Linked DNA regions of Homo sapiens: regions 1, 2, 3 and 5 are each linked to region 4. A link is a loop called in an ENCODE intact Hi-C map of the cell type or tissue named here. Cell type or tissue: heart right ventricle. All regions are shown on one strand. Each heading gives the region's core, and the rest is flanking DNA. Links, peaks and the distances in the headings are about the cores only.

The links. Hi-C counts contacts between places; a loop is a spot of excess contacts. Peaks named below come from ENCODE experiments on the same cell type or tissue, not always from the same donor. Only the 100,000 strongest peaks of a DNase experiment are listed, where the experiment ranks them.
Region 1: a loop joins it to region 4, with 17 times the contacts of the local background. A loop is called at or near these places in 80 of 110 quality-filtered maps.
Region 2: a loop joins it to region 4, with 4 times the contacts of the local background. A loop is called at or near these places in 39 of 110 quality-filtered maps.
Region 3: it touches region 4 in a loop (2.6-fold over the local background); 42 of 110 quality-filtered maps call a loop at or near these places.
Region 5: it touches region 4 in a loop (2.5-fold over the local background); 40 of 110 quality-filtered maps call a loop at or near these places.

The regions. Positions count from the first base shown.
Region 1 is chr4:56,573,220-56,579,286 of GRCh38, forward strand. It overlaps SPMAP2L (sperm microtubule associated protein 2 like), which reads left to right. Exons shown (of 9, transcript NM_001256475.2): 5 at 2,286-2,423. Among named protein-coding and RNA genes, the nearest start is that of SPMAP2L, 46 kb to the left of the region's middle. In heart right ventricle, for the core only: a CTCF peak has its summit at 2,810 (motif pointing right); no DNase peak of the experiment used is centred there.
Region 2 is chr4:56,422,408-56,428,474 of GRCh38, forward strand. The region is part of intron 1 of PPAT (phosphoribosyl pyrophosphate amidotransferase); the gene reads right to left. It also overlaps a transcript of PAICS not described here. Among named protein-coding and RNA genes, the nearest start is that of PPAT, 10 kb to the right of the region's middle. RefSeq lists an enhancer at 2,996-3,681. In heart right ventricle, for the core only: a CTCF peak has its summit at 2,715 (motif pointing right); no DNase peak of the experiment used is centred there; H3K4me3 peaks cover 1,020 bases.
Region 3 is chr4:56,665,138-56,671,204 of GRCh38, forward strand. All of the region lies in intron 1 of HOPX (HOP homeobox), which reads right to left. LOC124900708 (a long non-coding RNA gene) reads left to right here. Exons shown (of 3, transcript XR_007058128.1): 3 at 1-2,836. Among named protein-coding and RNA genes, the nearest start is that of HOPX, 13 kb to the right of the region's middle. In heart right ventricle, for the core only: a CTCF peak has its summit at 3,319; no DNase peak of the experiment used is centred there; H3K27me3 peaks cover 58 bases.
Region 4 is chr4:56,797,657-56,803,723 of GRCh38, forward strand. It overlaps LOC105377668 (a long non-coding RNA gene), which reads left to right. Exons shown (of 3, transcript XR_941082.2): 2 at 1,846-1,927; 3 at 2,469-3,261. Among named protein-coding and RNA genes, the nearest start is that of SPINK2, 21 kb to the right of the region's middle. RefSeq lists a silencer at 5,833-5,972. In heart right ventricle, for the core only: a CTCF peak has its summit at 2,688 (motif pointing left); a DNase peak (open chromatin) is centred at 2,665; H3K4me3 peaks cover 1,046 bases; H3K27ac peaks cover 1,102 bases.
Region 5 is chr4:56,653,971-56,660,037 of GRCh38, forward strand. It overlaps HOPX (HOP homeobox), which reads right to left. Exons shown (of 4, transcript NM_032495.6): 2 at 3,805-3,929; 3 at 1,887-2,042. The coding sequence starts at 3,846. LOC124900708 (a long non-coding RNA gene) reads left to right here and starts at 3,923. Exons shown (of 3, transcript XR_007058128.1): 1 at 3,923-4,503. In heart right ventricle, for the core only: a CTCF peak has its summit at 2,586 (motif pointing left); no DNase peak of the experiment used is centred there; H3K4me3 peaks cover 1,750 bases; H3K27me3 peaks cover 2,542 bases.

The sequences.
Region 1 (6,067 bases), core at 1,188-5,187, 220 kb before region 4:
GCTTTGTGAATTATAAAATAACATATACACTTCTCTTGTTTAGTCTTCATAATCACCATATATTGTTTATTTTCTCCATTTTGTAGAACACTTATGTACTTCTAGGTGTTGGCAGCATAAGGCATAAGTATTATGGTCAGTACAGATTTTCCTGGCATTTGGTGGTTGCCATTCCCACCTGAGAGAATGTTGAGTAGCAGTTGTCTCTGGTGTCTTCTTTTTTTTCTATCTCTCACTCACTGCTTGGGCCTTTCCCCTCGGCTCTATTCTCCAAGCACATCTTGCCTTTGTGCCGCTCATTGGCTGCGTAATCACCTTCTTCCCAACCACTGTGGCTCCTTTTGCCTGAGTCTAAGGTCTCCACAGTGTGCCCCATTGTTCAAAGTCACCACTTCCTTCTGTATTTCTAATTCCCAAACTGAACTGCCATTTCCTTCAAAAGGCCAATCCCAGGTAGGGGCTAGAGGTTTCCTGCCTTTTTAAGCTGGGCTATGTGTGGGTATGGGTGTGGGTAGGTGAGTCAGTGCAGTTGGGCAGTAGAGTCAGGGCTGGGCAGCCTCCAGCCCCCTCAAAAGATATGTGTGGTGGTGTAGACAGGCCTCAAGACTGGGTGGTCGCGAGCAAGGGGGATACAGTCTTATATGCAGATTGAGGCTTACAAGACACCAGTTCAGCCTAGATGTAAAGGATGTTTACAGCTGCAACCAGCAGACAGAGGCTTGGGCAGAGAGAGGGATGCAGATCTGTATCTGTGAACGTCCTAAAGGAACAGAGGTCCTTATAATAGAAGCAAAAGTGGGACTGCAATTTGAGTTAACATTGGGTCTGGGGGGGTAGTCAATGTCACTTCCTTTTCCACTGATGATGTATTTTGATAAGGAAAGATTGAAGGGCAGCGTTGTTAAGAAGAACAATGGTGGCTGGGTGTGCTGGCTCATGCCTGTAATCCCAGCACTCTGGGAGGCTGAGACGGGAGAATCACTTGAGCATAGGCATTCGAGGCTAGCCTAGATAATATAGCGAGCCCCCATCCGTACAAATATAAAAAAATTAGCCCAGCATGGTGATGCAAACTTGTAGTCCCCCCTACTCAGGAGGCTGAGGCAGGAGCATTGCTTGAGCCCAGGAGTTTGAGGCTGCCATGAGCCATGATTGTGCCACTGCACTTCAGCCTGGGCAATAGAGCAAGATCGTGCTTCTAAAAATAATAAATAGACAAATAAAAGAAGAACAATATTATTACTTATCCTAAAAATTCATAGTTAACAAGCCCCAATAATGATTATTCTGTGCACATCATCAAGTAGAATGTATTCCTAAACTCAGTTATCTAGCAAAGTATCAATATAATTCACCGTATAAAATAGAAATATAGTAAAAAAATTTATTTATATAGATGCTAAAGGAAGTATTTGGTTTTAAAAGCAGCAAATTTTCTCTTCATCTGTATATCTTTTGGTCTATTTGGAAAATGTAATTGCCAGGCATGGTGGCTCATGCCTTTAATTCTAGCACTTTGGGAGGCTGAGACAGGAGTATTGCTTGAGCCCAGGAGTTCAAGACCAGCCTGGGGAACATAGTGAAACCCCATGTCTACGAAAAAATTTTAAAAAGTTGCTGGGCATAGAGGCACATGCCTGTGATCCCAGCTACTCGGGAGGCTGAGGTAGGAGGATCACTTGAGCCCAGGAGGTTGAGGCTGCAGTGAGCCCGTGTATGATCCTGTCTCAATTGAAAAAAAAAGATGTCTGCTGGGCGCGGTGGCTCATGCCTGTAATCCCAGCACTTTGGGAGGCCGAGGCCGGTGGATCACGAGGTCAGGAGATCAAGACCATCCTGGTTAACACGGTGAAACCCCGTCTCTACTAAAAATACAAAAATTAGCCAGGCGTGGTGGTGGGCACCTGTAGTACCAGCTACTCGGGAGGCTGAGGCAGGAGAATGGCGTGAACCTGGGAGGCGGAGCTTGCAGTGAGCCAAGATCGCACCACTGCACTCCAGTCTGGGCGACAGAGCGAGACTCCATCTCAAAAAAAAAAAGAAAAAAAAGAAGATGTCATTTATTTGAGAAAACTATCTGTTTTGAGTATAATAGAAGCCAGTTGAAAACTTGATGGGTGTAACCGTTTCTAAAGCAATTAATTTCTCCTCACATGGAAAATAGATCATCAATAATAAACTGTCATACCTGCTCCCCTAGGCCTGGGGATCGATGTTGGAAAATACTATGACAATTTGAAATCATGCTTGTTTCGTTTACTTCTTTTCTCTTCTACAACTTGCAGGGCTCAATACTACCACAGCTGTGGAAGAGAGTCTGTAATTTGGGAGATCACTCCTCCTGCATTGTTTAGACAACCCTCCAAAAGGATCCAGAGGCTGTCACAGCCCAATGGATTCAAAAGACAGTGTCTACTAAATAGGTAGAGTATCTTGAGAATCTCTGTAAATCCTAATCTAATTTGGCCAGATGTCTTAGTATTTTTGTTCTAATTTTAGTGTGTGCAATTTCATGAGCTAAGAGTCCACTTGTGTTCCAAAGCATCAGGTAAAAAATCAAATATTTGCAGCTATTGTAGGTAATCAGAAGTTCATCTTCGGTAATTACATTTGACTCACATTGTGGTGAAACTAAAATTTATACTAAACCTTACCATTGTTAGCCAGTTAAAAGGAAATATGCAACTAAAACACCACAGGTTTTTGCAATTTGTGGAATTTGTTCTCCTGTATCTCTCTGACTTTGATACTTTTTCTTCCTTTTGCTTTGAAGGCTGAATTTCTCCTTGTCTTTATAAGACCACTAGGTGGTACATTTTCCATGGGAGCTAAGATTGTGATGTGGTTGTTGCAAAAGCTAATTCAATGTTAGGTTGCATTAGTGGAATATATACAGTGTACAGTTGTGGAGAGGTGATAGTGCTACTGTGTGCTACTTTAGTCGGAACACACTGGACATGTATGTGCAGTTATGTATGTTATACCTTAAGAAATGATAATAAACTTGAGACTATTCAGAAGGTGGGAAATGAGATATTGGGCTCCTGGAAACTATGTTATGTGAAAAATAATTAAGAGAAATGACATGTTTAGTTTAAAAAGAGAATAAGAAAGTGGTGACAGCTGTGTTAAAATATTTAAAGGGTTGACATCTGGAAGAGGAAGAAGAGGTGAAAGTAAAATTACTTTATGTTAATCCTAGAACTAGAAGTAGAACATTGACAGGGCAGCAGACGTCAGCTTAGTGGAGGAAAATCTTTCTGACTAGCTATTGGGTAATGGAAACTGTCCAGTAACGGAAAGTGAACCAGCATTCCACCCTCATCCCTGCAAGTTTTCAAGCCCAGGCTGGAACTGTGACTTTACATGGATTTTAGAAAAGATTCCTACATTCAGAGAAAGGTTGAACTAGACAGCTTGAGTCTTTTGCATCATAGAATACTGCGAAAGAAGGCCCAATTCTTCCCACAGGGTTTCCTCAATTACTTATTTATCAATTCATTCAATAAAATCCACTGTACCAAATACATAAAATTTGGTAGTTATGTATACACATAAATTTGGTAATGTGTCTATAGTTATAAACAAAGGAATACTTTATTGCCACTTCTTGAGACCTCAGTTTGATGTTGCATGTAAATAAAATGCCCTTTAGTTAAAACATTTTGTACTTTTTTAAGTTTATATTTCCCTGCTTTTCTAAGTAGACTTTTCTGCTGCTTGAACATACATGTAACCATTGTTCATTGGCTTAAGCTCTTTATTATGAACATCAGCTATTTTATAATACCTTAATATAGAAAACCTCTCAGGAGCTGTTTAAGTATAAAGCCAAGATTTTCCTTAGGCTAATGGTCTGACTTCTGTGCTTTCAAATTAAAGTACTTAAAGCACTGAAGGATTGGCGAGGTGTGGTGGCTCACGCCTGTAATCCCAGCACTTTGGGAGGCCAAGGTGGGTGGATCATCTGAGGTCAGGAGTTTGAGACCAGCCTGGCCAACATGGTGAAACCTCATCTCTACTAAAAATATAAAAATTAGCCAGGTGTGGTGGCTCATGCCTGTAATCCCAGCTACTCAGGTGGCAGAGGCACAAGAATAGACTGAAAGTAAAAAAATAGGCACAAATAGACTGAAAGTAAAAAAATGGAAAAAGATATACCATTCACACCAGCCAAAAAAGATCTGGATTGGCCATACTGATATCAGACAATATAGACTTTAAGACAAACATTGTTACTAGAGACAGAGAAAGGACATTTTATATTATAAAAGAGTCAGTCCATTAAAAAGGGAGGTGGAGGTTGCAGTGAGCAGAGATTGCGCCACTGTACTCCAGCCTGAGCCACAGAGTGAGACTCTGTCTCAAAATAAATAAATAAATAAAATAAAGCACTGAAGGAAAAAGATTGTAAGCTAAGAATACTCTGTTTAGCAAAGTTATCCTTCGTAACTGAAGCGGAAATTACGATATTCCTAGATAAGCAAAAATTGAGATAATTCATTGCCAGCAGACCTGCTTTACGAGAAATAATAAAGAAAGTATTTCAGACTAAGTGAAAGGACAGTTATCCTGGGCATTATAGTGAGATCTCATCTCTACTAAAAACAAAAAATTTATTGGGGTGTTGTGGTGAATGCCTGTGGTCCCAGCTACTCGGGAGGCTGAGGCAGGAGAATTGCTTGAGCCTGGGAGGTTGAAGCTGCAGTGACTATGTTACTGCATTAAAGCCTTGGTGACAGAGTGAGACTGTGTCCCAAAAAGGCAAAGACATTTGACAATAACTCAAATCCAAATAAAGGGCACAAAAAGAATTAACTACATAGGTAAATATAGAATGTAGCACATTTTATATAGTACATTATAATTACATTAAAATGTAAATATGTATATATTTTTGTTTGTAACTCTTTTTCTTCTACCTGACATAAAAGACAATTGCCTAAAGCAATAATTATAAATTTATGTTGATGGGCATACAATGAATAAATAAAAGTACAAAGGAGCGGGAGGGGATAGAGCTATATAGGAGCAAAGTTATTATATACCATAGGAATTAATTTGGTGTTAGTCTGAACTAGATTGTTGTAAGATGTACAGAGAAACAACTAAGGAAATAATTTTTAAAATGTAATAAAATAAATAACAAGGAAATTTAAATGTCACAGTAGAAAATATCTAACACAAAAGAAGGAAGAAATGAAAGAACAAAGGAACAAAAAATATATAGAAAAAATAGCAACATGGCAGGCATAAATATTACCTTATCGGTAATTACATTAAATGTACATTACATTAAATGTAAATGAATTGAACACTCCAATAAAAAGACAGGATAAAAAATGGATAAAAATTCACTCAACTATATGCTGTCTACAAAAGACATACTTTAGATTCAAATAAACAAATAGACTGAAAGTAAAAAAATGGAAAAAGATATACCATGCACGCCAACCAAAAAAGACCTGGATTGGCCATACTGATATCAGACAATATAGACTTTAAGACAAACATTGTTACTAAAGACAGAGAAAGGACATTTTATATTATAAAAGAGTCAATCCATTAAAAAGACATACAATTATGGCTGGATGCAGTATCTCACACCAGCACTTTGGGAGGCCAAGGTGAGAGGATTGCTTGAGGCCAGAAATTCAAGACCAGCCTGGGTAATATAGCAAGACCTCATCTCTACAAGAAAAAAAAAAGTAAGAAAGAAAGGAAAGATAACAACTATAAACATACATGCACCCAACAGCAGAGCAAAAACCTGATAGAATTCAACAATAATAGTTGGACACTTCAATACCCCACTTTTAATAATGGGTAGAATAACAAGCAGAAGATCAGTAGTGAAATAGAAGGCTTGAATAACACTAGAAACCAACTATATCTAACACATGTCTATGAAACCTCTACTCAAAAATGGGAGAATACACATTCTTTTCAAGTGTACATGGAACATTCTCTAGGATAGATCACATATTAACTCATAAAACAAGTCTCAATAAATTTAAGAGGATTAAATTCATAGAAAATCAATTCTCTGAACCAGTTCAATGAAATT
Region 2 (6,067 bases), core at 753-4,752, 380 kb before region 4:
AAGACATAGGAGATACAGATAAAAAACAAGGTCTTGACACACATAAAATAATATTCTGGTTTTTTTTTTTTGTACGTGTGTGTGTGTGTGTGTGTGTGTGTGTGTGTGTGACAAAGTATATACATAAAATGCTATTATAAGACACTGCTATGGCCTGAACTGTGTTCCTCCCACCAATATTCATATATTGAAGCCTTAACCCCCAATGTGATGTATTTGGAGACAGGGCCTTTGAATGATAACTAGCTTTAGATGAGGTCATGAGAGTGGTGCCCTCATAATGGGTTTTAGATTTTATATCTATATATTAATAGACGCTACCATACCTAAGAAATTATGTTATAACATTATATGAAGTACTGTTGGATCATAACTCAAAACACATAAATGAAAGGTGGAAATAATTAATGGAAGCAATGTTCCCCATCGCTGTTTTTCTCCAAGTGTAGCAGCATCAGCATTAACTGAGAACTTACTCAAAATGCAAATTCTTGGGCCCCATCCAGAATCAGAAACTCTGGTGTTGGGGCCTAGCAATCTGTTTTAACAAGTCTTCCAGGTTATAATGATGCAAGCAAGTTTGAGAATCATTACCCTCTGGTATAGGGCACTAAGGGTTTGGAGGTGAGATTTTGTGCTTGCTACCTGATAGTTTGCCTCTTCTACACAAACCAAAACTGGGGAGGAGGAGATCACCAAGCCCCCAAGCTGAAGTATATCTGTTAAAAAGACCTTGTACCTAGTCTGTCAGTCCAAAGCTTCATATAACTTCACAAAGTGTAAAGCTCAATGTTAATTTAACAAACTAGTTAATCAAATTTCCTATACTCCTGGCAAACTTATTTCTCTGGTTTATCAGACAGGACAGATTCTTAGGTTTCCATAGGCATCACAGCTATGGCCTTTGTCATTAAGAGTTAAAAATCAAATTATGCCAGGTGCAGTTGGCACATGCCTATAATCCCAGCTTCTTGGGATGCTAAGATTGAAGCATGACTTAAGCCCAGGAGTTTGAATCCAGCCTGGGCAACACAGCAAGAACCCATCTCTAAAAATAAAAAATAAAATTTTAAAAAATAAGAAAATCAGATTACTGCATTGTTTAATAAGGAAAAAAGATTTCCATCTAAAAAGTTAAGAGCTTTAGTATTCAGAAGATTTTAGCTTGTTAGTCCTCTGGAAAACTTACTTAAGTACAACCTCAAGATAATTTTTTACATGTAGAAGAAAAAGATTAAGTCAAAAGTACAAGTTTTTTTTTTTGTTTGGCATGTTTGCATGCCAAATATGAAATATTTGGAATATATTTAGAAAATGTGAAACAGGACAAATGCATAGTCATCCTAGAGATTATATTATTTTAAACTGTCACATGAAAATTCAAAGCAAAGATATAAACCCACAAGGATCTCAGCAGCTAAATACGTAAGAAAAAAACTTAAACAGGCAAGGATTTTAGGTACACCTGCAATATATACCTACTGATTCACAAATTGCCACTCCGCTCTTAGGAAGAATGTAATAGAACGTAGTATTGAGGTATAAAAATATGAATTATTTATCTTCAGGGAAAAAAATTCACATGAAATAGTCTTTCTTTAAAACAACAACAAAGTGATGGGTATTTACATGTAAAAACAGAGGTCACTTCATTTTTATTTTTTGTATTTCACTGATGAATTTTTGAAATTGGAGTTGCTATTATTAATAATAGCTCCATATTGTTAACTTTGATATCTGGCCAAAAAACCAGTCCCCCAAAAGTATTCTCTTTCCTATCTTAAATGTATGCTATAAGCCATAAGCTTTTCTTTACTTCAAATGAAAATCCAGCTACAGCTGTAGACCCCTTGGATTCTGAGTATCTAGAGTGGTTCCCAATTTGGAACTTCTGAAGGTTTTGATCTAGCAGGTTGGAGTCAGTTCAGGCACCCGTATTTTTAGACGGTTCTCAAGCATAGCCAGCACTGGAAACCGTAGCTAGGTTATCATGCTCAGACCAGCAGAGGACTGATTCACACAGAAGTTTCAATTTGATTCCATTCAGGGAAGAAAAATTTGCTAATGCCGATAGATTATCACTTAAAAATTAATGACTAATGGAATATGAAGGAAATCAATCACGGAGAAGAATCATAGACTGCTCAGGCTATTCCTATTATGTTAAGTAAAAAGAAGTGGCCCATGAAAATTGAATAAACTAGATCTTTGGATCTAAAACATATTTTATTTTTCTCCCTGGTCTGAAGCATAAGCGAGAGAGGATAAAAGGAATCAAGAAGTTATCAAAGGAGAAAGGACTCTGCCAAAAGAGAAAATTTGTGTTTGACAATCTTATCACCTACCTGTCTCTTCTGAGTAGGAGAAACAAAATTGACTTAATTCCGCTCCAATATCAGCTGCCATTTATATGAGCTGGTATGCCTTATTATCTATGTATTCCCGCAAGCCACTGCTTTCTGGTATAGGACAGTCACAGTTAAACCTATTTTAGGTCAGAGGGGTGGAGTCAAGCATACTTAAATAAGCATAGAAGTTTCATGGTAGTAAAATATATCCTATTAGAGGAGGTCACGCTGATCTTCAGCCTAAAAATCACAAGTGAAATACCTCAATGTTCATCTAAGAATAACCCTAGAAATGCCCATTTTTCTTTTGGTTGTAGCAAAACATATTTCCAAAATTCAAAAAGTTCACAATGAGATGGCCAGCAGGGGGCATTAAGGAATCTACTGTTACCATCTCAAAGGGTACGCTAAGAATTATGTTTTCTTCTAATTCATTTATCTCTTCCAAAAGAAAGAAATTGGAAGTAATTTTCCTTAAACCTGGAATATTTAAACACTTTTGTATATTTTACATGCATTATAATTTGTATAATCTTAGCAGTAAAATTATTACATAAATTAATGCACTTTAGTCATATGAAACACAATACTGAGAACTTTTCATTTTAATCCAATAGTACATCCAGATAGAGAAGAACTTATTACTAAAACTTCAGAAAACCGAAGACTTACAAATGTGAAAAAAGAAAGCTCAGACATAGGTATGCTGCTAATCTTAAATACAGGCAACTTGTTTATTATGAAGTCATGATTTTTCTAATTTGTACTGTTGGTAATATTTTAATAAACTTTTAAGAAGCTGTGGCATAATAAAGAATATATCTAGTTTTGGTCTCCTGTTCCTGGCACAAAGCATCAACAACCTTTGGAACTTCCAGAGACAGAGGCATCTTTGTTGTGTTAATGAGGCTACTCTAGGTGGGTTCCCAGATAGCTTCAGGATAGGGGGTAGTCACCGAAAAAGACCGACCATGTGATGAGGGTTGGAGCTTTGTGCCAGTGTGACCTCCATGAAGGAGAGTGGGGCTGGAGGTTGAGTTCCATCTTGCAGCCAATGACTTAATCAATCACATCATAAAAACTCTGGCTTAGAGGAAGATTTGGAAGCTCCGTACAATGCAGTTCATGTTTCCTTAGTTCCTTTATAACTTCCCACAGACATCACTGCATTAACCTCTACACTTGACTTGTCTTTACTTTTCTATTCTCAAACCTCAGCAACTTTTCTGAGATGTGATTTACATACAATCAAATTCACCCAACTAAAGCGTATAACTGTGGTTTTTAGTATATCCACAGTTATACAATAATCACCAGTATCCCATTTTAGAACATTTTGATCACCCCACAAAGAAATCCCGTATCTGCCAGGCACGGTGGCTAACGCCTGTAATCCCAACACTGTGGGAGGCCAAGGCAGGCAGAACACGAGGTCAAGAGATCAAGACCATCCTGGCCAACATGGTGAAACCCCATCTCTACTAAAAATACAAAAATTAGCTGGGCGTGGTGGCCGCGCACCTGTGGTCTCAGCTACTCGGGAGGCTGAGGCAGGAGAATCACTTGAACCCAGGAGGCGGAGGTTGCAGTGAGCCGTGGTCACACCACTGCACTCCAGCCTGGGCGACTGAGCAAGACTCTGTCTCAAAAAAAAAAAAGAAAGAAACCCCATATCCATCAGTAGTTTAACTGCTTGACCACACCTCTGTAACCCCTGACAACCACTAACCAACTTTCTGTTTCTAAGAATTTGCCTATTCTGGACATGAGTGGTACCCTCCAATATACATTTTTGTGTCTGGCTTCTTTTGTTTCACGGTTCATCCACGTTGTAGCATATATCAGTATTTCATTCCTTTTTATGGCTGAATAATATTCCAATTTACAGATATACCATATTTTGTTTTCCCACTTATCAACTGACAGACATTTGGGTCACTGCCATTTTCTGGCTCCTATGAATACTGTTGCTATGAACATTCTGGTACAATTTTTTTCCCATTTTGGTAAAATATACATAAAATATTTACCATTATACCCATAAGTACGTTCACGTTGTTGTGCAAACATCACCACTCTCCATCTCCAGAGCTTTTTCATCATTCCAAACTGAAACTTCTGTAGCCATTAAACAATAACTCCTCCATCCCAACTCTCCTTAGCCTGTGGTGACCACTATTCTCCTTTCCATCTTTGTGAATTTGACTATTCTAGGTACCTCATATAAGTGGAATCATACAATATTCGTCCATTTGTGCCTGGCTTATTTCACTTATAATATCTTTAGGGCTCCTCCATGTTGTAGCATTTATCAGAATTTCCTTCATTTTAATATTCCATTGTATGGATACACCATTTTGTTTATTCATCCATCGATGGTTATCTGGGTTGTTTCTGCCTTTCGGCTATTATCAATAACTCTGCTATGAATGTGGATGTATAAATATCTGCTTGAGTCCCTGCTTTCAATTCTTTTGGGTATATACCCAGAAGCGAAATTGTTGATCATATGGTAATTTGTGTTTAATTTTTTTAGGACCTGCAGTACTGTTTTTCCACAGCATGTATATGTTTTTATGTGAACATGTTTTCAGTTCTTCTGGGTTTATATGTAGGAGTGGAATTGCTTGGTCATATGGCATATGCTGAAAGTTTCTGAGGAACTACCTGTTTTCCACCATGACTTCACCATTTTACATTTCTATCACCATCTTTTAAAAATTATATCCAACAAGAGTGATTTAAACACATTTTCAAATTTCCATGAGGCACTAGGCATGGTGGTAGGCACCTGTAGTGCCAGCTACTTGGGAGGCTGAGGCAGGAGGATCGCTTGAGCTCAGGAGGTCCACGCCAGCCTCGGCAACATAGTGAGACCCTGTCTCTTAAAAAAAAAAAAAAAAAATTCATAAGGCTGAAAAATTATTCAGAATTAAAACCTAGGAGAATTTAAGATGAGAGGAACTCACTGTTAGAAAGCATTGTGGAGTATGCCTTCCCCCTGTCACCCCCTGCTGCACATCATCACCCCAAAATAATACTGGGTCCACTGCAGGGTCTAAATTGGTAAATTTTAAATGTCATTTTGATATATGAAGTCTAACAGAGAAGATCTCTATTGTGTATTACCTAAAATGCTTCCTTATACCTGAGTTGGTAGAGAATACAGTAGAGAAAGAAGGAAAATGTCTATGCCCACTTCTCACTAAAAGAAATTTAGTAAACACTGGGACTTTCCATATTCACAAATATCCAGTGAAGATCACCTATGATGAAAAGCAGCTAAATTTTCTCACTAATAATGAGAACAGTCTGTCTTATAATTTTTAGAATATACTGTTTGAATATGGACACAAAATTTCTTTTGACTCATATTGAAGTTATTATTGTATTCTTGGTACTTTATGCCATCACAGTTGCTTTAAGTGAATGATAATCAAATACAAGATTTATCTATGTTTGAATAATTATAAATCATGTTGATTTGTAGGTAATCCTTTAGAAGATGCTAAAAGTCATTTACAGATTATAACAGTGAGTAACACAGAGGCCGGAAAATACTGGTGTGACAGTGAGGTCAGAGCATTGATATGGTCTGATGAAAAAATTAAGCGAATGCTTGAAGGGGCCACAAGAAACAAGAAAATATTTGAGGAAATTGCCAGAAGATTAATTAATGCAGTTTGGGATAGACAGAGACCGGAAACAATGTCATACGA
Region 3 (6,067 bases), core at 989-4,988, 130 kb before region 4:
GTAGAGATGGGATCTCGCTATGTTACCCAGGCTGGTCTCAAACTCCTGAGCTCAGCACAGTCCTCATGCCTTGGCCTCCCAAAGTGCTGGGATTATAGGCATGAGGCACCATGCCTGGCTGAAATTGTTTTGAAATAATTTGTTCATAAGCCTGTCTTCTCCAGTAAATTATATGCACTTCTATGGGGGATGTGTCATTTCTCATACATTTAAATCTCCCCAGTGTTCATTAGGAGAGTCTGGCACTTAATATGTGCTCATTGGATGGCTGTTGAACAGAACCTAAACAATGGCATTTGACATGACTTGATTTAGGACATAACTTTGGAAAAAACTGCTCTGTGTTCAACAAGGACTAGCCAAAATGTAAAATTGGAGAAAATAACACTCTAGCCTTTTGATATCATCCTCAGTGCCCCCAAACAACATAGAGTTGATTCCTATTGCTGAATCACCTACAGAAACCTCACCTCTGTTATTATAACAATAGTGACAACATATTTGTTGAATAATTACTGTGTGCCAGGTCCTGTCTAAGTGCCTTAGATGCATTCATTCACTTTATCATCAGAGGAGCAGCAACACTATGTGTTCTTATTGTTTTCATTTTATATATGTAGAAACTTATATAGATGGAAACTTATATACCCTTCCCAAGGAGATGGATATTACTTCCTCCAAATCACAAATCTAGTATGTGACAGAGCACAGATCCAACCCAGAAAATCTAACTTCTGCATCCATGCTCTTAATCACTACACCATCTTTCCTCTTTGCACCGAACAGTTCTGCAGACAGCAGATCCTTGATGGGAAGTTGTGGTGAAAGGGGCAGTAGAGCCAGGTGGGCTCGAGGAACAGAAGAAAGGCAGTGCCCGGTGTCTGCTCTGGCTCCCTGTGGGTTGGGGCCAGTCTGAGTACTTCCCTCCCTGTGGCGTATTTCTCAGTGTTGGTGACCAGACATGGCTCTGCCCTAGCTCAATGGATTAGCCAGTGATTTCAGTTAAAACCACCGGCACTACCAGCCAGGCTGGCTTTCCTTCCCCACACGCTCTTCTTCAATTGATGCAGACATCATTGAAAGATGGCATTATGTGAGTAATATAGAATACAAACAAGAAACGTTACAGCATCTGATAGAATAGAAAGGCTGGCTTCAACCAGACCAGCTGGAGCTCAGTGATGATTGCTGCCACTTAATCCCTAGAGGTACAGAGTTTTGTAGAATTAAGGATCATCCTGAAACTGTTGTTGAAACAAGTCTCTCAGTAGTCCAGACTTTCTGTAGCCGCTTACTGAAAACAGGAAGATATTATGAAAAGCCATTGGAGGAAAGGGTGTCTGTGAATGACTTCCAGCAGTGAATGAATCATTAGTCAACCCTGGACATAAAACTCTGCATATGCCCTGAGTTCTTTTCACTGATAGCCCAATTCGTGTTCTAATCTTGTATGTGGAAACCTGGGGAAACAGTGAAAGATGCTCATAAAACTTAGGCTTCTTCTTTGAATGTGCTATGAAATAAGTGGAGTATTTAGTCTACTTTCATAGAAATAAATGGGCAAACAGAAGAAAGCAATTCCATTTCCATAATTTCCATATAGATCTCCATTTTGTAAACAGGTTGCTTTTCTAAAGGTCTAGTCTAACTCTATGATGATTGTTATGAATTCAGAAAAAGTTTTCCCGAGAAAGAATATTGTAAGTGTGTAGATAAGATCCCAGGCTAACCCACTAAAGGTTTCATAGATACTAAACTGCTATATATCTGTAATGGAAAAAAGTATAAAATAATCCTATTGAAATATCCTGGTGAAATTTAATAAGTTATTTAAAAGAAAATACTTAAGAAAATTCAGTTTTAATTAAAATCTTGCTTAGGGAAATGAGGTTTTGGTGCAGATATTGAAGAGGGTTTCAAGGAACTGTTGAGGACTGTACAGATTTATAGCACAACTTCAACGTGTCCAGGTATCCAGAATTGTCATTGAAACATTGGTAGGTACTCAGTGAATATCTATTAAATGCATGTTGATTGAATTTCATCTTCCCTTCAAGAAGTATGACTTTCCTTTATCTTGACATAAAAGCATAAGGTTCTCTTTAGAAAACACTGATATTTTCCCCCAATATCGGAAATCTATTTGCCTCATTTCTTGGTGTTTTAGGACGTTAGACATTTTCAAAGAGATTTGATAATTCAATTTGTTTGACAAATCTAGCCTCTTCTCTATTATCCAGTTTGAAAAGCCCTGAGTGCATGGCTGTGCCCCATAGAAATCTCTAGGACAAACTGTTTTTTTTTCTCTGTTTATATTTGATCACAGGACTGACTCTGTTGGAGATGTAATGGATATTCACACTTACTAAGCATTAGCACAACCGTATTGACAATAACCAAAGCAGGCAGAGGCCCAAGCATAACTCAGTCTACCAGACAGATTCCTATCCTACATATTCAAGTTGCAATAAAAATGAAAGATTGGGAAATTTGAAGCTAAAATGTTTCCTCTTGCCTTTAACCACAGAGCTGCAACACTATGCATTTTTAAGAGTGAAAAACAGCCTCCTGTTCATCACTGTAGTTAAGTATATGTTTTCCTTTCCTCCAGCATCCTAACAGACCTGCATTTTGCTAATCCCTAATAGCAGCAGTGATACCTAGGTTCAACAGGAGCATTTTTACTATTCTCTACCTAAGTGAGAAATTTAACATTTTATGTATAATAAAGGGACCCGATATCCAGGTTTGCCTGGGACACTTCTGATGTACGCCTGTTGTACTGGTGTAATTATTAATAATTTCAAGATGGAGTCTCACTCTGTCATCCAGGCTGGAGTGCAGTGGTGCGATCTCGGCTCACTGCAACCTCCGCCTCCCAGTTTCAAGTGATTCTTGTGCCTCAGCCTCCTAAGTAACTGGGACTGCAGGCGCCCACCACCATACCCAGCTAATTTTTGTATTTTTAGTAGAGTCGGGGTTTTGCCATGTTGGCCAGACTGGTCTCGAACTCCTGACCTCAGGTGATCCAACCGCCTTGGCCTCCCAAAGTGCTGAGATTAACAGGAGTAAGCCACCACACGCGGCCAAACTGATTATATTTATATACTTGTGTCATAGATGAAATAAAGAAAGCGAACAAAGGAGAATGGAAATATCAGTGTGAGAAATAGGTTGTTTGAGAAATGATTAATGTTGTTAACTGTGAACAATAAAGAAAAAGCAGGAGTTACTTTGCATTTTCTTCTCCTCATCCTTCTACCCAAGGCACAAGAATGGAGATAGAAAGATTTTGGCCTTTCATTTCCCTACCCAACCACCAAGTGGTGCTGTCAGGCAGGAACAGTTTAGTTGCTGGCCAGAGCTCTTGGCATGTGGGAAGATAGAGAAGCAGAAATAATGTGTCTGTTCTTTTTTTAGTTTTTTTAGAGATGGGGCCTTGCCGTGTTGCCCAGGCTGGTCTTGAACTCCTGGCCTCAAGCGATCCTTCCAAGTCATTGAAATTGCCGGTCTGAGCCATTATGCCTGGCTCTGAAAGAAGATACTTTTGAGTATATAGCACTAGTTGCAGAGGGAATGTTTGTGTATCTGTAATGGATAAATTATATGTAGGAAATACACTTTAAATCCTCACTAATGAATGAAAATATTAAACTGGTATGGAGTCATAGGATGGGCACTGGGTGTGGAGTCAGGGCTGGATTTCATTTCTAACGCCTCCACTTCATACTCACATATCCTTGGCTGCTTTATTTAACTTATTTAAAACCTAGTTCTCTTCTCTGTAAAATGTGGCTAAGAATGTCCTTCCTTGCCTCTTTACTCCAGTTGTGATCCAGTGAGATTATGCTCATGAAACAACCTTGCACTTTTCTAGTGTAAAACGGCATATGCATTTCCCGAAGTGTTATACTTATTTCTTAATCTAGAAAAGTGAAGGTGTGGGCCAGATGACTTCTGAGGGAGTTTCTCTTCTCAAATTCTGACAGTCAGAGTGGCCTAGGTTTTAAGTGATCATGTTCTTCCTCATCAACAGTTTGCTGATGTCGCTGACTCAAGAAAGAAGAACACAGAGGCCTATTCTAGGCTCTGCTCCTGATTTGCTGAACACTTTGTGCCTAGTTTCTACTTCAAGGGACAACGGAGGAACCCATGAAACACTAGGAACCAAGGAGCTTCTTAGTATTCAACCTGGCTGTTGAGTTAATGTGATCATATAATTTGTCACCTAACCTAGAACACTGAAGAATAAAAGGAGTGCTATTAATAATTACACCAGGGGAGGCCGAGGCAGGTGGATCACCTGAGGTCAGGAGTTCAAGAGCAGCCTGGCCAACATGGCAAAACCCCATCTCTACTAAAAGTACAAAAATTAGCCAGATGAGGTGGTGGGGGCCTGTAGTCCCAGCTACTCAGGAGGCTGAGGCAGGAGAATTACTTGAACCCAGGAGGCAGAGATTGTAGTGAGCCAAGATCACACCACTGCACTCCAACCCGGGTGATAGAGCAGGACTCTGTCTCAAAATAATAATAATAATAATAATAATAATAATAATAATAATAATAACACCAGTACAACAGGCATACATCAGAAGAGTTCCAGGCAAACCTGGATATCGGGTCCCCTTATTATACATAAAATGTTAAATTTCTCACTTAGGTAGAGAATAGTAAAAATGCCCCGGTTGCACCTAGGTATCACTGTTGCTGTTAGGGATAAGCAAAATGCAGGTCTGTTAGGATGCTGGAGGAAAGAACAACATATACTTAACCACAGTGATGAACAGGAGGCTGTCTTTCACTCTTAAAAATGCATAGTGTTGCAGCTCTGTGGTTAAAGGCAAGAGGAAAATAGCTTCAAATTTCCTGATCTTTCATTTTTATTGCAACTTGAATATGTAGGATAGGAATCTGTCTGGTAGACTGAGTTATGCTTGGGCCTCTGCCTGCTTTGGTTATTGTCAATATGGTTGTGCTAATGCTTAGTAAGTGTGAATATCCATTACATCTCCAACAGAGTCAATCCTATGATCAAATATAAACAGAGAAACAAAAACGGCTTGTCCTAGAGATTTCCATGGGGCACAGCCACGCACTCAGGGCTTTTCAAACCAGGTAATAGAGAAGGGGTCAGATTTGTCAAACAAATTGTATTATCAAATCTCTTTGAAAATGTCTAATGTCCTAATACACCAAGAAATGAGGCAAATAGAATTCTGATATGGGAAAATGTCTCAATATTTTCTAAAGAGAACCTTTAAACCAGAAGAGAAATGTGTACTACTAAGCTTGGAAGCAAATAACAAAAGGATCAACTTTCTAAATAGTTTGCAGAGAGGAAAAATGGCTCAAATAAGTTTAAATGGCAGCTAATAAATATTCCTTTTATGTTTTGGAGTACGTTATTAATTTTTGATTGCCCATTTAACTTCTTTTGTTTAGGAGAACATTAATTAGATTAATTAGGTCAATACGCTGAAGGATAGAGAGATGTATTTGTTGCACGGAAGAGGAAGGGTGCTCAAAAGCTTAAATGATGATAGAAATCAGTTTGGTAGTTTAAAAAAATCTAATACAGGCCGGGCGTAGTGGCTCACGCCTGTAATCCCAGCACTTTGGGAGGCTGAGGCGAGCGGATTACTTGAGGTCAGGAGTTCGAGACCAGCCTGACCAACATGGTGAAACCCTGGCTGTACTAAAAATACAAAAATTAGCCAGGCATGATGGCAGGTGCCTGCAATCTCAGCTACTCGGGAGGCTGAGGTAGGAGAATCGCTTGAACCCGGGAGGCGGAGGTTGCAATGAGCCGAGATTGTGCCGTTGCACTCCAGCCTGGGTGAAAAAAAAAAAAAATCAAATACAGATAAGCTACACATACAATGGAGAATCAAGTAGATAAAATTGTCATATTGCTCTGTAGACATCCAATCACTTTAGAACATTAAAATGTTCTTTCTAAAAATGTTCTCATTCCTAATGCCTGACTCTGAAAAGAGCTGTTCATTTGTAATTCTGGGGATGTGACATCATGATTGGTTTTTTTGAAAATATATGCTGGGTTCTACGG
Region 4 (6,067 bases), core at 1,131-5,130:
GGTTTTACCATGATGGTCAGGCTGGTCTCGAACTCCTGACCTCATGTGATCCACCTGCCTCAGTCTCCCAAAGTGCTGGGATTATAGGCATGAGCCACTGTGCTCGGCCTTTTTTTTTTTTTTTTGAGATGGAGTTTTGCTCTTGTCGCCCAGGCTAGAGTGCAATGGCACGATCTCGGCTCACTGCAACCTCCACTTCCCAGGTTCAAGTGATTCTCCTGCCTCAGTCTCCCGAGTAGCTGGGATTACAGGCACCCACCACCATGCACAGCTAATTTTTGTATTTTTAGTAAAGGCAGAGTTTCACCATGTTGACTGGGCTGGTCTCAAACTCCTGATCTCTGGTGATCCACCTGCCTCGGCTTCCCAAAGTGCTGAGATTACAGGCATGAGCCACCATGCCCGGCCACCTTGAGGATTCTAAGGCTAATTCCAGACTCTGTGAGAAAGCATGCGATGATAGATTAGTAACACCTGCTGTCAACTGGCAGCATGCCTGGGAACTTGCCTAGAATTTGCCATCCCTGTGTTAAAAACTTAATATATTAGCTTTCTATAGGACATTTGCATGTTAAAAGAAGAATGTGAAGAAGACAACCATTTATTAAAAGACTGATGAAATATGGAGGCTCAGACATTGGTAGGTCAGTGGGATATATTAAATACATTTTGCAGGAGCCATAGAGATAGTTGAGGAAGGTGGAAGCAACATCTGTTCCACAAGAAAGAATCAGCTTGAAAGTGTGCAGAGAGAAATTGCTTATCCTAGCCTTACTAACTACCATTTTATAGACCTAATATTAACTCAAAATTCTGGTTAAATGTATAAAATATGTCCAAGGTACTGTGATTTATTTTGTGATTTATTTAGTTTCTATTTAAAAAACAATTTTCCAGGCTTCGCATTGTGCCCTGGCTAAATTGTTTATTTTATTCTCCTTTGTCTGATGTGAGCCAAGATGCCTGGGAAGGCGGGCTTATAGAAGGCATGGAAGGTACTGTGTGTGATTTTCCTACTGGACTGAGCACATCTTTGGTGCTCAACAAATAATAAACCACCTAAGTGCTGCCACGTACTTGGGAACCAGCTTTTTTCCCCAACAGAGTCTAAATGAGAAGCTCCTGGCTCAGCAGCACTGAGAACTAAATCCTTTCAGCACCTTAGTTGTTTATGTAATCCCAGCACTTTGGGAGGCCGAGGCGGGGAGATCACTTGAGGTCAGCAGTTCAAGACCAGCCTGGCCAACATGGTGAAACCCTGTCTCTACTAGAAATTCAAAAATTAGCTGGGTGTGGTGGCGCATTCCTGTGATCCCAGCTACTCAGGAGGCTGAGGCAGGAGAATCGCTTGAACCCCAGAGGCAGAGGTTGCAGTGAGCTGAGATTGCGCCACTGCACTCCAGCCTGGGTGACAGAGTGAGACTCCGTCTCAAAAAAAAGAAAAGGAAGAAAACAGTAACAGTAGCCACCAAATCCACTGCAAAGAAAGGAAACAAAGGTACTGTTGATTACAAGTCCCAAATATATTTACAAGCATTTATTTAGTGTGTAAAACCACACTACCCTAAAAACTCTGTAGCAAATGCTCCTTTTGAAAGATTTTTCTGCATGAGTAAGACTTGTTGCAACTTTTGAAAATATATGGTTTAGAAAGACAACTTTCCCTAATAAATCACCTGTGGCAAACAAAGGAATTCTTCACTCTTCCAAAGACCTCCAAACCACATTGAAAATGAAGGTCATCTGTCTCACACGTATTCATTGCCGATTTGATGTGCACAGATGCCTGTGAAAGTCTTTGAATAGAAAACGCTTCTACAGTGTCGCCTTGCTCTTCCTTTTCAGAAAGAAATTCGCTGCCAAACTCCGTATTTGAGATCCTGGACCTTCCACGCTGCCCACATCAGGAGCTTTAGCCAGCAGCCTGGTCAGTGTTCTCAGGCCAATGCGATGTCATTAGGGCTTGGTCCAGTAATCCAGTGGTTTCTAGTATTAGCTTTAGTCACTTAGGGTGTACTTATTTCCAATATAGTGAAGGTCTTTAACGTGGGAGTCGAAAGCCCAAACCATTTCAAATCATGGGTGGAAAACACGCATGAAAATGGTTTATAAAGTATAAACAACTTTGTAAACAGTATAGCCAAGCAAAGATAGAATGTTATATGCATTGCCTGAAGTAATGCATAAAGGCAGAAGTTTTAGCCAGAATGAAAGATTGTGAACTGGGGGAGGGACAGGGGGCGGCAGTGTTGAGGCAGAAAAGCTGGAGAAGAAGAGTGGGAACTTCCTCCTCAACTTGCTGCCCATAGAGAAGCACGCCCCTCTTCCTGATGGCTGTGGGAACTAGGTCAACCTGGACCGCTAAGTTTGAACCCTATCGTGGCAGCTTTTCAAATCCCTTTCCTGGACTCCTACTCCAGAAGGCAAAATGGTTTCGGTTTGTCTTTATTTCCCATCTTTTCACCCAGGTCCTCAACTACATGCTAATCCCCGCCGGACCATCGTTCAGTTTTATTCACAGAAACGGTGCCTTCAAGAAATCAAAGCATAAGAGCCTTCGGAAGCAGCATGTAAGTGCAACGTAACTTTCCCGAGTTTGGTGACGATGAATCGATGAATCGTAGACTGCAGGCTGAGCCGCCTGAGCTGGGAGCAGCAGCAGTTCTCAGGGAGCCACTGCCCCCTGGTGTCTCCACACTGGCCAGGAAGCATTTTTGGTCATGATCTGTAAGAGATTATTGCTGGGCTCTTTCTGACTCGTGCCTTCATCTCATGGCTTTTAAAATCAGACCTTTCTTCCTCCTCTCCCCCACTCTGATTTTTAATAAGACCCATTTTATTATAATTAGCAAAATAGTGTATACTCCTTGAAGAAAATTTGAGTATGATTATTTAATTTCATTAATGTTTTAATGTATTTCCTCCCCCAATTTTTTTTCTTTCTACGTATAAGGAAATCTAATTTTACTTGGGGACAGAAGAAAAGCCACAAAAACTATGAAACCTAATTTTATCATAAATGTCACATAAACACGATCCCCTGCACAGTAAGAAAACCAGTTTTTGAATCTGCTAGAATACTAAGAAACAGAGTTGATGTTTCTCTCTTAAACAATATAAAACATAAAGGATAGCACTTTAGATCATAGGCCCTCATAAAATGTGCCTGTAGTTTCAATACTATGGATTAAGAATACTGGAGCGGGTTTTGGCCGGGCTCGGTGGCTCACGCCTGTAATCCCAGCACTTTGGGAGGCCAAGGCGGGCAGATCACGAGGTCAGGAGTTCGAGACCAGTCTGGCCAATATGGTGAAACTCCGTCTCTACTAAAATACAAAAAGTAGGCGGGCATGGTGGTGCGCGCCTGTAATCCCAGCTACTCAGGGGGCTGAGGCAGGAGAATCACTTGAGCCAGGAAGGCAGAGATTGCAGTGAGCCGAGATTGCGCCACTGCACTCTAGCCTGGGCAACAGAGTGAGACTCCAAAAAAAAAAAAAAAAAAAAGAAGACTGTAGTGGGCCAGTGGGCCAGGCATGGTGGCTCACACCTATAATCCTAGCACTTTGGGAGGCTGAGGCGGGCAGATCACTTGAAGTCAGGAGTTCAAGACCAGCCTGGCCAACATAGTGAAACCTTGTCTCTACTAAAAATAGAAAAATTAGCCAGAAATCGCTTGAACCTGGGAGGCAGAGGTTGCAGTGAGCCAAGATTGTGCCACTGCATTACAGCCTGGGCGACAGAATGAGACTCCGTCTCGAAAAAAAAAATACTGCAGTGAATGCAACTATAGACACTCATTAAATTAAATATTATCTCATTTTCAACACAGAAAAATAAAACTCCCTGCTTTAAAGAGAGAATGTGTCAATTATGTAATTTGGCAGTCTAAATGGTCCCGTTATTGGCAACTGCTTTCACATGTGATTGATCATATTGCTAAATATTGTGTAGGTATGTTGCTTCCTCTCACCATGGAGAATATAGAAACAGAGGCTTAGATCTGGGTATTATAGAAGGAGGTGAGAACGAGGTCTTTGCTTCCCCAAGTTCCTTTTCTTCTGTATTTTATTCATTGTGTGTGTCAGTTAAATGCTTATACAATACAATATAAACATAGTTGTATGATGTCAGAGAGTAACTGTGGATGAGAACTGGAATGGGGTAGAAGGAAGCTTAATGGTTTCAATATTTTGTCTGATGCTTTATTTTCTTTGAAGACCCTGCGACTAAGAGAGGACATTTCAGTATGAGCCGGAATTTGATCTCAACTAGGAGTTTAGAGAGGGACAGGTGAAAGAAGCCCTGGAACATGGGTTCTCAATTTTTTTTATGCTGAGATCACTTTAATTCTATGGGAAGAAAACTCCATGGCTGGATGTGGTGGCTCACTTCTGTAACCCCAGCATTTCAGGAAGCCAAGGTGGAAACCTCATTTGAGCCCAGGAGTTTGAGACCAGCCTGGGCAACATAGTGAGACTCCCATGTCTATTATTTAAAAATAAAAATAAAAAAGGCCAGGTGCAGTGGCTCACGCCTGTAATCCCAACAATCTGGGAGGCCGAGGCAGGCAGATCACTTGAGGTCAGGAGTTCGAGACCAGCCTGGCCAACGTGGTGAAACCCCATCTCTACTAAAAATACAAAAATTAGCTGGGCGTGGTGGCGCGTGCCTGTAGTCCCAGCTACTCAGGAGGCTAAGGCAGGAGAATCCCTTGAACCTGGGAGATGGAGGTTGCAGTTAGCCAAGATTGCACCATCGCACTCCAGCCCGGGCAACAAGAACAAAACTCCGTCTCAAAATAAATAAATAATAAAGACAAATAAAACAAAATGCTTTTTTTGTTGTTTTTATTTTTTTAATTATACTTTAAGTTCTGGGTTACATGTGCAGAACGTGCAGTTTTGTTACATAGGCATACACGTGCCATGGTGGTTTGCTGCACCCAACAACCTGTCACCTACATTAGGTATTCCTCCTAATGCTATCCCTCCCCTAGCCCCCCACCCCCTGACAGGCCCCAGTGTGTGATGTTTCCCTCCCTGTGTCCATGTGTTCTCCTTGTTCAACTTCCACTTATGAGTAAGAACATGTGGTGTTTGGTTTTCTGTTCTTGTGATAGTTTGCTGAGAATGATGGTTTCCAGCTTCATCCATGTCCCTGCAAAGGACATGAACTCATCCTTTTTTATGGCTGCATAGTATTCCATGGTGTATATGTGCCACATTTTCTTTATCCATTCTGTCATTGATGGACATTTGGGTTCCAAGTCTTCGCTATTGTGAATAGTGCCACAATAAACATACATGTGCATGTGTCTTTATAGTAGAATGATTTATCATCCTTTGGATATACCCAGTAATGGGACTGCTGGGTCAAATTGTATTTCTAGTTTTAGATCCTTGAGGAATCCCCACACTGTCTTCCACAATGGCTGAACTTTCTTCACATCCACAAAGTGCTTTCTTAAAAACAAATAGTGTTGGCCAGGTGCGGCATGTCACGCCTGTAATCCCAGCACTTTGGGAGGATGAGATGGGAGGATCGCTTGAGCCCAGGAGTTCAAGACCAGCCTGGGCAATATAGCAAGACCCTGTCTCTACGAAAAAAAAGTTAAAAAGTGTTAGCTGGGCATGGTGGTGCATGCGTGTAGTTCAAGCTACTTGGAAAGCTGAGGCAGGAGGACTGCTTGAGCCTGGGAAGTCAAGGCTGCAGTGAGCTGTAATCTTCACTCCAGCCTGGGTGACAAAGTAAGACCACGTCTGAAACATACACACACACACACACACACACACACACACACACACACACACACACACAGTGTTCAGCAAATAAATGTTCAATAAACTAAGACATAGGTCCCCTTTTTTTGAGGTTTATGGCCTGGGTGAGCTCACCTCCAAGACATAGTGAGGAAGTGGCTCCCCTGAAGGTTGAATGAGAGTGATTTATATCTAACTGTTGCCACCTGCTTTGCTGCCTGAAGCTCAGCTTCTCCTTTTGTCCAAAATACTCTTGCCATTGTAAATCTAGCCACAGAATGCAGAAGCCATCAGAATGAAACTGACTT
Region 5 (6,067 bases), core at 985-4,984, 140 kb before region 4:
CTGTTGCCTAATGCAGAGGAAAGACAGCACCAAGAGAGTTGTCAGTTGTCTCCTCCTGCTCATCTAGTGATTTCTATGCCTCCTCTGTAGAGAGAGCATAGCAAGGTGGTTAAGAGTCTGGGCTTCCAGGGTTCAAATCCTGGTCCTGCTGCCTTCTGGCTGCTGTCTTGGGCAAGTATATTTAATCTTTCTGTGCCTCAGTTGCCTTATCTGGACAAGTGGGCTAATAGTATCTACCCTCACAGCATTGTTGTGACAAATAAATGATGTACTACTTGGACAGTGCCTGGAAAAATGCCTGGCAAGTATTAGCCATTACAAAGGTCAACGTAATTATGCTGCTTTATAGGTAAGATGACTGATGGCAACTCGCCAGGCACAATCAGAGGCCGAGAAGGGGTTGGACCTCTTGTTGGTGCTGTGCCCACAATATTTCACAGCCTTGTTTTTAAAAGATAAGTTGTCTCCATGATCACTCCTCTTTTCTAAGCATAGCGTGGGATTTCAAATGATAAAATTTCAGCAGGCTGCCTTCTCAGGGGATGCCAAGAAACATGAGCTGTTAGACTTGGGTTACAGTAAATCACCTTCCTTTAAGTTCTGGTTCTGGTTGGCCAGACAGCTGTTCCATTTGCTAAAAATAGATATGTTTGCCTTTCTGTTTGACCTGTAAATGACAGGATCATCTATGGACAAGCTCTCCAAAGAGTGCCTCTGGCTTAATTAGTAAAAATAATTTTGGACTTGGGGTCCAGGGTCTTGGTCCTTGGATCTACTGGATCCATTACAAGCTTCTAAACCTCAACTGAGCATGGCTCATGGTGACAGGACAAGTGCCTGATGCTCTGGTATATAAAATAGGAAAAATAATGTCTCTGCTTTAGAGTTGAGGTTAGAAGTGTGAAGTGCTTTGGGGACCCACAGGAGAGATGCTAGATCAGTTCCAAGTAGTCTATCATGCAAAAGGATTGTCTTTCCATGACCAAAGGGAAAAGAGAAGTCGGAGTTTAGACAGGGTTTTAAAAGTCAGCTAAAGGCTCCCACATTGCACCTGTGGTTAACAACCACAGGCCGTGTTGCATTCTTTACCTGGCACTTTTCGGGATAATACAGGAGCATTTAAAAAATAGATAAGTCAATGAATGCACTTAGGGGGACATCGGCTGCCGCTGCCGTCAGCTGAAATGTTAGCTATCTACCGTCTTATAAAACGCCAGGAAAAACCTCTAAACCTTAGAGCCGGGGAATTTTTTAAAAAATCGGAACCAAATCTCCGTGGCTTCGTGCAGCGTGAGTTCTGCAGCTCGGGGGACGCTGCAGTGTGATGTGGTGGAGAGAGCATGCTTCACCGCTCCTGCCATCCTGACAGCGCCCTCCCTCCCGGCCTCAGCCTCCTGGTTCGCCAAACCGGAGGACTGAATTTATGGCTAGCTGGTCTCTGGGGCGCCTTCCAGCTCTGACATTCCCGCCTAGAATAGATCTTCCCGAAGGTTTCGCAGACAGACCAGAGGGGACCGAGCCGGGAAGGCGAGACAGGGACAGGCGAGAGACGCTGCTCCCAACTCGCAGAGGGAGAAAGCGTGTATCCCGGGCTGCCGGGGAGAGTGGAAAAGAAAGGACTGGTGACCGAGGGGTTTCTGCGCAGCTCCCGGGGAACCACGGCTGGATGGGGGTGGCGGGGAGACCGGGCGCCCATGGGAGCGGGGAAGCGGGGAGGCGGCGGCGGGAGCCATGCAGGGTCTGGGCCCCTGGGATGCGGGCAGAAGCGATGGGAGATCATGGGGAGGGCAGCCCGGCGGGAGGCGCGGACGAACAGGACCGCCCAGCCGCGAGAAGGCTCAGCCCAGGCAGGGGTCGGGGCGCGCTGGGCGCGTGTGGGGACGCACCTGGGTCTCCTCCTCGGAAAGGCCTGCCTCGGCCGCGATGAGGCACAGCGTGGTGGAATCCGGGTGCTTGTCGACCTTGTTGAAGTTGTACTCCAGGATTTCCACCTGGTCCTCTGTGGGGCCGCTCGCGGTCTCCGCCGACATGGTCCCTGCGCGCTGCGGGGCAGGGAGAAGCGGCGGCGGTGAGCGAGGCGTGGAGCGGGCGGGACGCAGCGAAGGAAGGCGGTCGCGGCGCCGCCGGGCAGCCCCAGCCCCAGGCCGCCCCCTCCAGCGGTGCCACGGCCGCGCAAGTCCCCGGTGGCTGCACGCTGAGCGGGGGCTTACGGCTGCCCCCCACCCGGGCCTCCCTCCCTGGACTGAGCGCTGTTGCGGGCTGACGGCAGAGCCTAGCGTCCTGCGCCTCCCGCGCCCCCCGGGACCCCTTGCAGGAACTGTATCCCTGCCTGCGACGGGGGCGAGATAGATGATTCCGCGGGCCCTCACCGACCTCCGGCTCTAAGGAAGGAGTGAAGGAAGCGCGGGGGTGATTTTGAGAAATCCCCTTAAAAACTTCCTCCCGAAAGGGGGACCTCCCCTGGGGACAGACTTGACAGATCGCGAGGGTGGGTTCGCCCGAGTCCGCGACTAGCCGGCCTCCGGCCTCCCCGGTAGGCGGCCTTCTGTCTCCGCAGTGGGTTGGCGCTTTGGGGCCCTCTCCAGGCAGGGCTGCACACCCCACCCTTCCTCCAAAAAAGTTCCCCGCAAGACAAGTTACTTCTCAAAGTTGGGGAGACGGAGGCGGTGCTTTTAATGTCTTTCCATTTTACAGAGATGGAGATAGGTCCGCAGAGAAGTGATTTAAGGCAGGGGATTGAGACACGGGAGAAACTTCCACCTGTGGGCTTGCATGTGCCACTCTGCCGCTCTGCAACCTCCTCCTTCAACCCTTCGCCCCCACTCTTTCTAAGTATGCTTTAGTGAGTCCCCGGCCTGCAGTCACCAGGCCACTATTCCACAATTTACGGCAAAGAGCCTGCCTCACTGTGTGCTCCCCGAGGGGAGGACTTGCAAGATGGAGCCACAATCCAACTGAGGAGGATCCAGTCAGCTGTCTTTTAAAATTTCAGACTTCCCTGTGATTGTATTAAAATTTACTATAAAGTCAGGAAAATGGGCCCATCACAAGCTTCAAGATCTCTTGTATCTCCTTACTTTAGAGCCAACCATTACTCTAGCAAATTTGAAGCAACATGACTTCCTGCTGGGTTCTCTCCATACCTACGAAGTCTCTGAATTGGGACCAAAAACTTAAAAATTTTAAAAATTGGCAGATGTAACCCCATCCACCTCCTCCTGCTAATTTAAGATGCATGAAGGTATAGAAAGTTGGAGTCTTCAAGATATCCTTGGCTGTGGGTTTGGCACACCTGTCAGGACTTGACTGTCGCTGACAGTAAAAGACAAGGGCAAGTGTGGGAATCACGTTGGTTTGTTGTTTTAACAAACAATTGCAAAATCATCCAGCACAATCCTGAGTAGGTTGTGATGTGGTTTGTGCCTGGGATGAGCCACACTTCACTGATGTCCCGGCAGAATGTACCCAATGCTGTTATAACCTTCTCCACTGTGACCTGCATCTTCTACTTCCTAAATAAGTGTCTTTACCTCTCCTTTGGGTCACTCTGAAGGGGCTTTCAGGCACAACGGGAAGTCATTCTACTGTGAGAGTCTGGCTCAAGTCACTTGCCAAGCCACCATGAAATCCCATGTTTTTAGGGGATTCTGTGCTTTCCCACCTAAAAATCATAGCACTGATTCCTGTCACGGTGCTAGGCAGGAGAGGGTCATACCAGGTCAGAAACACTTCTTCTTCTGTGTGCACCCATTGCCCGTACCTTTGACACACAACTTCAGAGCTGGGAAGAACCTTGGAAATTACCTCTTCCAGTCTTCTTCTGTAACAGCCCAGGAAAATGAGCATAGGAAGACTAACTTTCTGAATGTTGCCCAGCTGGTGACCTGTGCTCCGCTAGACCCTTCTCAGTGGGGCAGTCTGTCATTAGTCTGGTAGGAAAAATCAGGAGGGCAGTAGTCATAATGCAGGCAGGAGCTCATTGCCATTTTGAATGGGCATAGACTGTCCTAGTAGGACACCAATTCTAGCCAAAGTTGCCCACGGGAACCACCCACCACTGCTTGCTTCGCTTGAAAGAAAACAAGGGCTGGGAGACAGCTGCCTCTGATTTTACTTCTTGCCTTAGGAAGGTTCCAGCTAATTTTGTGTAACATAGTTGTGCCGGCTCTTCCATGAAAATTTTGTCTTTTTCTTTGTAGAATCCTCAGTCCTTCAGAAATATTAATTTCTAAACTGACTGTTCTGCTTATACTTTCCCCTCTTTTTTGGTTATTTAATTCCTGTTATAACACTCAAGGGCTGCTACTGGTCTTACATTTAATTTACTGCATTTTATTTTATGAGATTTCTGTGGCTTCTTGTTACAGGACTTTGTATGAGATTTTGTGGAGAGGTCCTGGTTAACTTTAAAGAACTCCTTGGGTTAGTTGGCTGAGAATCATTGGCTTTGGTTGGCTGCTGAGACTTGTGGGAGGACCATTTGAAAGCGCCTACTTCTCCAAGGTACACCAAGCAAACCTGATTTCTAGAAACGAAGGTGGAAGATCTCTATAGTCAAATGTATCTGTTATTTCTCTGCAAAGCTCTCAGCCCTTTGCTTGACAAATGTTTGCTGTTACTTCGTTTCTTCTCTCGCTCTGTCTCTCTTAAAGAAGATATAAATCAAACTGCCTGGGTAACCTTGGCCTTATAAAGCTTTTCAACTATTTCCAGTAAGAAAACAGTTGAGAAGTTTCTCTGAAGATAGTCTAAACAATTTCAGATTAAAAGAACTAAAAATACTTTAAAGCTACTCAGACGTTAATCTTAGCACAAGTTTTATTGTTGTGGCTATTCATATCTCATCAGACATTCAAGGAGTAATTTGTCCTGTGGTTATATTTTTCCTTTGTGGTTTTGGGAAGACATTGCATAAGCTTTTTCAAGATGTTACATGCAATCTGCTGGCTTTTTTCTAAATTAATTCCAATGCTTGGGGTAGACAGTTGGGTCAACCCAATGGTTCTACTTTTGTCCCCTAATCCTGTAATCATTTATTTTAAAAATATCTACTTTTATAAACTAGCTCACAAAAAGCACTATCAACTGGAAATCTTTGGTTACCTCTGTAGTAACCAAAAAATTTCTTTGGGCTCAAATTTGTCATCTTATCCTCCCTCTCCCAGTCATTCTGACCTCTTTGTAATAGCACTAATATCAAACCAAGAACAAAAGGTTATCAATGGCAGATTCTCCAAATAAACCCAGAGTCCTGTGGTGAGCTGGCCAAAAGGGAAACAAGCCAGTGGATTATTCTTTAGCCTATATTTCTTTTATGCTCACTGTGAACTTCCTGGAAGCAATGGGCTCTTGAAACATTTTGTATTTTCCTAAGTGAGGAAAATGATGTGTGGCCACTTCCGCAAGAGAAGTGGTGGGTCTTTGGAAGGGGATGGGGTCTTCCCCTTCGTCACTTATTCAGTTACTCTGAAGGTGGTAGAAGGGGGCATCGCCCAAGCTGTCAAGGCGCCCCAGAAATTGAAAAACAGAAGTTGAGTATTCATCTGCCTCTCCAGGCTAGCACAAGAGCTGGAAGGAGAGAGAGAGAGAGAGAGAGAATTGTTCTTTTAAGTATAAACTTGGAGATTGGTATCCTTAAGCTAACAGCAGTGCTTCTCAAGCCTGGATGGGCTTCAGAATTACCTGTGGAAATGTCTAAGCCCACCTCTTGAACCAGAACTGCATTTTAGAAACCTAGCACGAGAGAGACACAAAAAGTATTTCAGCTCTTAAAAAGATTTGCAATTTAATCATTAAAATCAATTCTAAATATTCTTATGCCGTATACCTGCTCTAATGCTGTATATCATCTTAACATTTAAGTAGATGGTAGGTTGAAGTCATTTTAAAGGAATAAGCTTTTAGAAGTAGATATTAGAATGACTAATTTAAACCTAATGCTATTAATCTTTTGTATATGTGGTCAGAAATGGGGAAAATGCCTTTAAAATTATAAATTAGCAAAAGAAAACAGATATTCTCCAATGCTTTCAAAAGTTCAGAAATGAAATAAAACCCTTTTAAAAAC